Regions from separate parts of the Homo sapiens genome. Here region 1 is linked to region 2. Evidence: chromatin contacts called from ENCODE Hi-C or POLR2A ChIA-PET data. All regions are on one chromosome and are shown on one strand. The core of a region is the stretch at or near the end of the contact, and the rest is flanking DNA. Distances in the headings are between cores, read along the strand shown.

Region 1 (4,786 bases), core at 1,233-3,732, 89 kb before region 2:
TGCTGCCTGTGCCATGGGTACGTTGTGAGGTTATGCTTAGGATGTAATAGAAACTTTGTTCATGTTCATGAATGAGAGAACTTATTGTTTACATTTAAAATGCTTTTACAGTGTTTTTAACTTTTTCATATCAAATGTGTTTACCAATCAGTTCTTGATAAATTATGATTTTTGACTTATTTTGCTTTATTATAGTTATTTTACTCAATGATTTTTCAACAGAGCTCTTTATTGTTTAAACCAAATAAAATTTACATTATTATAACTACATAAATAAATATTAAATCTAAGTTATTGTTTTTATAAAATTGTGTACTATTATTTTTTTCTTACTGAATGCATTTCTAACAATATTATGATGAATAGGCCAGGCACAGTGGCTCATGCCTGTAATCCCAACACTTTGGGAAGCTAAACTGGGGGGATTGCTTGAGGCCAGCAGTTCAAACCAGCCTGGGCAACGTAGCAAGACCCTGTCTCTACAAAGTATTTTAAAAATTAACCAGCCGTGGTGATGTGTGCCTGTAATCCCACCTGCCTGGGAGCCTGAGGTGGGAGGATCGCTTGAGCCCAGGAGTTCAACACTGCAGTAAGCTGTGATGGCGCCACTGCTCTCCAGGTTGGGCAACAGAGTGAGACCCTGTCTCTAAAACATTAGGGTTTTAACTTTAAAAACCCAATATTATGGTAAATAAAATCCAACCCAACTCTGAGGGTTTTTTTTTTTTGAGGGTTTCTTTTTTGGTTGATGTTACTAAAAATATATTTATTTTAATATTTGCAGCTGGTTTTAGAAAAAGTTTTCGTCTTAGTAGAAAAGATAAGAAAACAAATAAATCCATGTATGAATGCAAGAAGAGTGATCAGTACGACACAGCTGACGTACCCACATACGAAGAAGTGACACCGTATCGGCGACAAACTAATGAAAAATACAGACTCGTTGTCTTGGTTGGTAAGTGCTTGTTTCTGTGAGTAATTCTGAGGAAATGAGTGAGCTAGTAAGAATTTCTCTTCAAAGTGAATCATACTTGAAGTTTTCAAGCTAAAAATCTCCTCCCCTTCAACACCTTTTGTCTTGTCTCTGAAACAAAATCTTTAGTTTTTTGTACGTAATTGACTTGCAGAGACTTTTAAGACATTTCTGAAGAACGGTACTGTCGTTTTAGTGGAACCTTTGTCAAGTGGGGATAGCAAACACTGTTGTAATATATGAAGCATACATCAGGGCAATTAAATAATAGAAGTGAATATTTTTGAACACAATGCAAGTTCGTTTCAAAGCATTTTGAGGCAGCAGCATGGTACAAGCTTCAGATGGCATTTAGACCTTCAGTGAAATAAAGTATTACAGCAGAGTTCTAGGATATTTCAAGCTAGAGAGTCAGCAAAGTCGCTTTAAAGTTGATAATTGGCTGGGTGCCGTGGCTCACACCTTTAATCCCAGCACTTTGGGAGGCCAGGGTGGGAGGATCACTTGAGGTCAGGAGTTTGAGACCAGCCTGGCCATCATGGTGAAGCCCCATCTCTACAGTGAAGCCCCATCTCTACATTGAAGCCCCATCTCTACAAAAATACAAAAATTAGCCAGGCGTGGTAGCACAGTCCTGTAGTCCGAGCTACTCAGGAGGCTGAGGCAGAAGAATCCCTTGAACCTGGGAGGTGGAGGTTGCAGTGAGCCAAGATCGCGCCACTGCACTCCAGCCTGGGTGACAGAGCGAGACTCTGTCTCAAAATAAAAAGGCAGTTAATAAAGGAATGTGGGTATTTTCACAAACATCGATTGCCTTGACTCAGATTTGCATCCTAGCATCTATCTTGTGCACCCTTCACAGATGTGAGTAGCCACAAGCTCCATGTATCTTCACTTCATCCTCAATGCATTTCTTTAAAAATGTAGCGAGAGATATTTAAACTTCCAGGATCAAAGCCAATGATTTTAGAAAAGTTTTGGAGTAGAAGAGCATGGTGTCTCTTAGTGTTAGTACATTCTCACACTGCTATAATTACCTGAGACTGGGTAATTTATGAAGAAAAGAGGTTTAATTGACTCACAGTTCCACAGGCTATATAGGAAGCATGACTGGGAGCCCTCAGGAAACTTAACAAGCATGGCAGAAGGTGAAGGGGAAACAGGAGCGGGCTTCACATGGCAGCAGGGGAGAGAGAGAGTGAGAGCGACAGGGGACGTGCCACATACTTTTAAACCATCAGATCTCCTGAGAACTCATTATCGTGGGAATATCATGGGAGAAATCTACCTCTGTGATCTAGCTACCTCCCACCAGGTCCCTCCCCCAGCATTGAGAATTACAGTTCAACATGAGACTTGGGTGGGGACACAGAGCCAAACCATATCACTCTTGTTAATTGTTCTTTTATAAACTCGTGATGATACTTATGGAAATGAGAATCAATGGAGAACCTGAGAATTACCCCATCTTAGTAAGATGGAGTCCTTTGAAAGGTTACAACCCATGCTGTTCATTGAGAAATGGTGGGTGACTCATGGGAAATGATGCAATTTCTCACATCTGTAGGTCCTGGAAGTGAACACTAGCATCATTACATATTAAGATTGTTTGCATTATTTTGAAACACATATTCACATACTTCAAAAGAAATTCAAAATTTCCTTTATTAATAATGTCCACATCTCCTAATTCATTTATACTGAGCCTCCTCAAGGAGGAGGAGGAAGAATTTATTTATAGCTTACAGTGCCCTGCTTCTCATCCTTATAGAGGTGTGCTGAGAGAACATGCATTTCCCAGCTCAATGGGGCTACCTGAGACCTCCTGCTCCTCTCCCACCTCACTGTCCCTTCTGTGCTGCCTCCTTCACCAGCACAGATCACAGCAACATCTCTTCTGTCCCTGTTGCCTCTTCTCCTCAGCCAAGGGGAAAGACATGTAATAAAATGGCATTGAGGCTGGGCGCAGTGGCTCATGCCTGTAATCCCAGCGCTTTGGGAGGCTAAGCCAGGAGGATCACTTGAGGTCAGGAGTTCAAGACCAGCCTGCCCAACATGGCAAGACCCTGTCTCTACTAATAGTATAAAAATTAGTCAGGTGTAGTGGCAGGCGCCTGTAGTCCCAGCTTCTTGGGAAGCTGAGGCACAAGAATTGCTTGAACCTGGGAGGCAGAGGTTGCAGTGAGCTGAGATTGCATCACGGTACTCCAGCCGGGGCAACAGAGCAAGATTCTCTAATTAAAAAAAGAAAGAAAGAAAAAAAAAGGCATGTGTTAGTCTGTTGTGTGTTGCTGTAAAGGAATACCTGAGATTGGGTAATTCATAAAGAAAAATGATTTGTTTGGCTGATGGTTCTAATAGCTGGAAGTTTGGGCATCTGGCGAGGGCCTCATGCTGCTTTGACTTGTGGAAGGCGAAGGGAATCCTGTGTGTGCAGAGATCACGTGGAGAGAGAGGAAGCAGGAGTGGTGGGATGTCAGGCTGTTTTTAACAACCAGCTTTCTTGGGGGACAAATAGAGTGAAAACTCACTCACTGCCTCACGCCAGGGAGGGCATTAATCTATTCATGAGGGATCTGCTCTTATGACCCAAACACCTCTCCTTGGGCCCCACTTCCAATGCTGGGATCAAATTTCAACACGCAATTTGGGGGGACAAACATCGAGACTATAGCTAGAGGGAAAAATAAAATGGGAAACTTCATTATCTTGGAGGCCACCTCTCCAGATTTGACTCCATCTACACTCTGCCTGGTTTTGTTTGCCTTTCAGAGTCCCTAGGTTGTTGCCTTTTGTGCGCTGTCCAGAGGTTTGGGCTGTATTCAGCGGGGGATAGACTCTGGTGGGCTTTCCCCGATATAGTGGATCTGGAACTCTCTGAAGCTTTAAACTCCTCTGACACAACTTGGCCTTTCTTCATGGGTGTGCCTTAATCAGCCTCCTCAAAACTGTGTAATGGAACCCCAGCCCTACTGGTCAGCAGTTGAAACGGTCGTCAGGACAAAAGAATATCACAGCATCATTCCAGCTACCTTTTGAGGCAAAATAATGCTCCCAGAATTATATATCACCACATTCTATTGTCAGCCAAAAATCATAGAATGACCTGAGGTATTTTCGCTTCTCCTGTCTGAATGCTAATTGTCCTGATCCGTGATCACTGATTGCACTAAAATTCATCTGGCTGAAATCATCAGTAAAGAGATTAATTGTATGCACTTCAGTTGCCCTGTTTCCCCTTTGGCCTTTGGGTTCCTGGTACCCGAATTCTGAATTGAATGTGGACTCTGTTTTGGGGCCAAGTGCTTTGCTTTTTTTCTTTCATTGTTTTCTCTTCTTTCTTTCTTTACTTTCCTTTAAATTCTGGGATACATGTACAGAATATGCAGGTTTGTTACATAGGTATACATGTGCCATATGGTGGTTTGCTGCACCCATCAACCCGTCATCTAGGTTTTAAGCCCTGCATGTATTAGGTATTTGTCCTAATGCTCTCCCTCCCCTTGCCCCCACCCCGCAGGCCCTGATGTGTGATGTTCCCCTCTCTGTGTCCATGTGTTCTCATTGTTCAACTTCCACTTATAAGTGAGAACATGCGGTGTTTGGTTTTCTGTTCCTGTGTTAGTTTGCTGAGAATGATGGTTTCCAACTTCATCCATGTCTCTGCAAAGGACATGAACTCATCCTTTTTTATGGCTGCATAGTATTCCATGGTGTATATGTGCCACATTGTCTTTATCCAGTGTATTATTGATGGGTATTTGGGTTGGTCCCCTCCCTTTTCTCACTTTATTTTTTAATTCCCAGCAGAAT
Region 2 (5,225 bases), core at 909-3,408:
GATTCATGAATTTAGCTCCTTCTACGTGCCAGTCATCCTTCTAGATCTTAGGAGTACAGACTTGAAGGAGGCAGAAAAGCTCCCTATTTTCATAAAGCTTACCTTGTAGGGGTAGCAGATGGGCAACAAGGCAAAGACAAGTTATGGCCAGGCACAGTGGTTCATGGCTGTAATCCCAGTGCTTTCGGAGGCCATGGCTGGAGGATCACTTGAGCCCAGGAATCAGAGGCTGCAGTGAGCTATGCTTATGATTATGTCACTGCACTCTGCACTCCAGCCTGGGTGACAGAATGAGACCTCGTCTCAAAAAAAAAAAAAAGAAAAAAAAAAAACAAGTCATGATAAATCCTTCAGGGAGTGACTGGGCCCAGGTAGTGTTTCATCACGACAAGGAAAAATTGGAAAGAGGCGACTGGGACTTCTTCAGATTTAAATATTATTAAGTTATTTTTGCTTGGAAAATATCCGGTAAAATAAATTCACATTTTGGCATCAGATTAAGCAACTTGGCATGAATTTGGCAAACAACGACATAGTTGCTCAGATCTTGGTGGGTTCTGGCTTTTTCCAGCTTTGCAAACCAAGGTGAAATGTCCTGAACTTGGAAGATCTCTGGCTGGCATCCACATTGGACCCAGTAATGCTCCCTTATGTCATACAGCTGATTAAAATGTGCAGAGGAACTAAAGTACCCACAGAAGCTTCCTTGCTTCCAGGACTGGGACTACTCCAGGATCCTTCCGAAGGATGCCCTCTGCTCCTCACCAGGTTGTGACCTGCATTACCGCCACAGGTGTGATGCTGTTGTCTCAGACTGTAATCCACCCATTTTTAAAAGGGCTTCTCTGTATACCTATTAGCATAAGCCCCTTTCTCACTGGTTGCAAGTCTAAGCTTCTCTGCAGGTAGTATCTCCTTTAGGTGAAACTATTCCATTCCTAACAACTTTCGCACTTTCAAAAAGAGAAGAAAAGAACCCAAAACAGGCCAGGCATGGTGGCTCATGCCTGTAATCCTAGCACTTTGGGAGGCCGAGGTGGGTGGATCACTTGAGGTCAGGAGTTCAAGACCCACCTGGCCAACATGGTGAAACTTCGTCTCTACTAAAAGTACAAAAATTAGCCGGGCATGGCGGCGCATTCTTGTAATCCCAGCTACTCAGGAAGCTGAGGGGGGAGGATCTCTTGAACCCGGGAGGCAGAGGTTGCGGTGAGCCGAGATGGGAGGCAGAGGTTGCGGTGAGCCGAGATCGTGCCACTGCACTCCAGCCTGGGTGATAGAGCCAGACTTCGTCCCCCACCCTCCAAAAAACCCAAAACAAAGGACAAATATCTATACCTCATATCCCTACGTGTTTGCAGAAAGGTTCTGCTTTGAGCTGAATCCGTATAATATTATGACAGGTGATATCCTAACATCATTCCACATTTGCCTCTTTGGCATCCGGAAAAGAATCCAGTTTTAATTCCTAAACACCCCATCATCCTAAGTGCTCCGGCATTGGTCCTTAAACACCGTGTCCCCCCACCCCAAGATAGTGCATTCTTCCCCATCCCCCCCCACCTCAATATTCCCACTCCTTTATCCCTCACTGGTGTTCCAGTTGGGGCTCTTGCTGGTAGGGTGTCTAGAGGTGGGGTCAAAACCATCTTAATGGACAAAGGTAAAGGCCATTTAAAAAAAGAGATGGGGGACATGTTTTCATTTCACTCCGATCCTCTGCCCTATTGAAGAGCGCTTTCTGCTTTCCCGGTGAGTATCAGAGTATTCTACCATATTTGTTTTTTTGGAGAGAAACATGTAAGCCTCAAATATCCTAGGAGAAGCCCTATGCTATTTGGGGGTACTCAGTGAAGATTTCAGGTACATACAACGCACTTGTCTGGAAGCCTATGGAAAAATGTAAAAAGGGGTTTCTAAGGAATATTTTCTGCTTCCTTTCTGCTCCATTTTAAGTTTTCTGCTAACTTGCCGCCGACCCCGCAACTGCTCACGACCTCTGTCAAAGTCAACCTTTCCCACCGCGTGGAGTGAGTTAGGGTGCACACTCGGGAGTTGCATAAAAGTGTTTGAGAAAGGGAGATGCAAAGTTGAATAAAAGTGTTTCCCGGGAGGGGCCGAGCGGAAAGCAGCAGGTGGCCGGGGCGGGTGGAACCCAGCGCGGGCGCAGAGCGTCTCTGGCGCGGGCATACGGTGCAACGGGTCCGCGGGAATCTTGGATGCGCGGAGGTCCCGAGACCAGGGTAACGGACTGGGCTGCGGTCGCGGCCGGGTGAGGCTGGGAGCGGAAGGCGGCGGCGGCGGCGCCCGGGGGAGGGCACGGGCCCTGTAGGCCTCCCACAAGGGCGCCGGCGTGCGCGGCCGCAGGGCGCGCAGTGTTGACCCGCGTCCTAGCAACAGGCGGGCGCCGACTGCGGGGGGCAGGGTGCTGCAGGTGAGTGCGGCTGGGGGTCTCCACGCTCACCCCCGCAGGGGTTCTGCAGCCGCCCGCGTGGATCGGGAAACAGAGGCGGCTCTCTGGCCCCGCCGCTGCCGCTCTCGCCTGCTCCCCTTTCCCTCCCGGGGACCAAGACCCGCCCCCTTCCCTTCTCTCTCCCAGCCCCATCTCACTCCTTCCTCCCCGCGAGACCCTGCCTCGGCCCTAGGTTGGGGACCGTCTGCTCCTCAGTCCCTGCGCCCCTCTCTGCACTACCTCGGCCCCATCACCTCCCGGATCCGCTCTCCACTTCTCCCGCCGCTTCCCTGCCTCTCCTTCCCCCAGCCCGTCTTTCTCCTCCGCCCTTTGCAGCTCTGCCTCCCGCTCCCAGCGTGGTTTTCGCCGTCCCTTCCCTCCTCGTCCCCTTACCGAATCCATTCCTGGAAACTTAGGGTCTCAGCTCTGACGCCCCCTTCTTGTAACGAGTCTGGTGGGGGCCGTCATCCCACACTAGGCTTAGCTTTGGTTTTACTTAGGGCCCTGTTCATGTCATGTCTAAAAGTTCGATTTTCTGTCGGTCTTACTGAGTAACTTCTGCATTCTCAGAAAGCAGTGTATGCGCGGACTCCCCGTGGATGTTACCAACCACATTTCATAGATCTCAGAGCTGATGGCTGCCTTTCCGTAGCCCCCTAAAGAATTCGGTTGTGCTTCTGTTTAAGTGTTAACGATGTGATTACCGAATGGGTTTCATTTCACTAATGATGCTGGAAGCTTGAAATTGACCTTTAGAAAGAAAAACAATCTGTGGTATCTATTGGATAAAGAGAAAAATGAGTGCTAAGTGATTCCCAGTTTATGTAAACATCCCAGTTTATGTAAACACGTAACCAAAACTTTTTTCCTTTTAATCTTTAAACTTACTTTCTTTACTTCAAAGGTGTGTGCTGTGTATTTACATGGATTCATTTTAACTATGGTTCTTAAGCCAAAAGAGCTTGGCAATGGGCAGAAACCGGGGAGCAACTGGTCTTGATTTTAAAATCTTAGTTTTGAGTTATGCCGACCATTTTTGAACACCATTTATTTATTTATTTATTTTCTAATAACATTGATCTTGCCTTCTGGATTGTCATAGGCCACCCTGAGGTTTTCTTAAACTCACCAACCTTCTTGAATAAAACTTGTGCATTGCTACGGTTCACTAGACTTGGAAATACAATTTGAATAGATTCAAATGTTACATTTCTGTCAAAATTTATCTTGACGAAAATAACGATTTTGCATTTCTTAATTCTGTGTTAAGGGTCCTTCAAGAAGTTACTATATGGTATGTTGACTACCATAGCGTTACATAATCTATTTAATTTCGCATTTTTTCTTTAAAAATGTGCAAGAAGCAATCTTTATAAGATTACCAAAACAAATGTTATACTTAAGATTAAAGACAGACAGAACTTTCACCTAAGCCTTTCTGTATAAGATAAAGCTATTTGCACTTATTTCACACTATTTTACACTGATTTGCACTTATTTTACACAACAATGGGAAATTCAAGAGTCTCACACATACACATCAGAACATGTTTATGTGTTTAAATCTAAAGCATTTCTCATCGGTTAGCAATAGAAACAAAATGCTAGAATACTAAAACAAACACCCAGAACAAATTTGTGCACTAATTTCTGCACTTTATTTCATGACCACTTTGGTATATATGTCTGGATCAGTTGTTCTCCACCCTATCTGATCCAGTACTTGGTTTTTATAGCATATATGTTGTAAGGCTGCTTTGCTATCCTGAAATCAATATCATAGATTATAATCTTACATATTTAATATAGTTTTAAATATTGATAGTGTGCTAACTGTAAAATGAAAGAAAATAATTGTAAGAAAAGATTGGCATGTAAACGCTCAAGTACCACTACACTAGAATATATAGGGAAGTAGTCAGATGTCCAGCCTTACACAGAATGACTGTGAACACAGCAGCCCCAAATGCAGACTGATACAGATGTGCCATTGCAACTTAAATTTCTCAAATAACATTGCCATCAATGGTGTCATTTTCCAAAATGCTGAGCTCTTGGTAAAATTCCATGTAAAACAAAATATGTACAACCTTCTTTTCGTTTATGGTAGCTACAATTCTGGAAAATTCAGGGTGTAATAAAACTGTGACAAAATACTCTGCAATTTTTGCAAAGTGCAGAAAAATTCTAGGCTCAGGTAGTGCTTATCTGAAGTTTTTCACTTACTAGATGCCTGGAGGTTACAGCAGAATTCTTCCTTCTGAGGTACTATCCTGCACAGGATATTTTACATTGTCGGTCCTCAACACTAAAGGCCGATAATGCCCCCTTTCCTATCATGTTGATAACTAGACATCTCTATAATATTTCTATACTCTTTATCAGCAGGAAGTACTGCCCTGTTGCCATCCAGTGATCTCCTGTGATTGAATTTAATAGATAGTTCAAAGATTTAATACAGTACAGAATGTAAAATCTCCAAGTCTAATCTTTGTACTTTAAGCCTTTTTAATAATGATGGGAGTAAAAAGCCAATTTTATTCTATATTTAACCGTATAACCATTCTTCTAATATTCTGGAAGAAAGATTTTATCAATAAGTGCTATACAAAAGAGAAAAGAAACAAGTATAGATTATCTGCCAAAAAAGCATTAAATGTTCATTATGAAGTCAGAACGTGCTTTCTAACTTGGCTCTTATTTAACGTTACAGATTTTGTTACTTTTTAAAAGATCTTCTTTTACAGACTAATTTCTATTTAGCCAATGTGAA

Evidence for each region. Hi-C counts contacts between places; a loop is a spot of excess contacts on that map. ChIA-PET counts read pairs that join two places held with the same protein, here RNA polymerase II (POLR2A). Pooled maps may share reads with other maps.
Region 1: a map of endothelial cell of umbilical vein shows a loop between it and region 2 (5-fold over the local background). The contact joins the enhancer-like site here to the promoter of ODAD2 in region 2. A Hi-C loop is called at or near these places in 1 of 168 maps with a recorded cell type or tissue (endothelial cell of umbilical vein) and 1 of 50 pooled maps. POLR2A ChIA-PET finds 5 or more read pairs at or near these places in 2 of 52 experiments (T-cell and activated T-cell).

What each region holds. Positions count from the first base shown.
Region 1 is chr10:28,085,840-28,090,625 of GRCh38, reverse strand. It overlaps MPP7 (MAGUK p55 scaffold protein 7), which reads left to right. Exons shown (of 17, transcript NM_001318170.2): 12 at 785-955. Among named protein-coding and RNA genes, the nearest start is that of SNORD130, 15 kb to the right of the region's middle. RefSeq lists an enhancer at 620-1,819. Within about 2 kb of position 2,482, at least 4 of the 41 ENCODE cell types and tissues checked have a DNase peak (open chromatin) inside an H3K27ac peak, as active enhancers do; they include endothelial cell of umbilical vein, where a contact is called at or near this core.
Region 2 is chr10:27,996,012-28,001,236 of GRCh38, reverse strand. ODAD2 (outer dynein arm docking complex subunit 2) reads left to right here and starts at 2,158. Exons shown (of 20, transcript NM_018076.5): 1 at 2,158-2,243.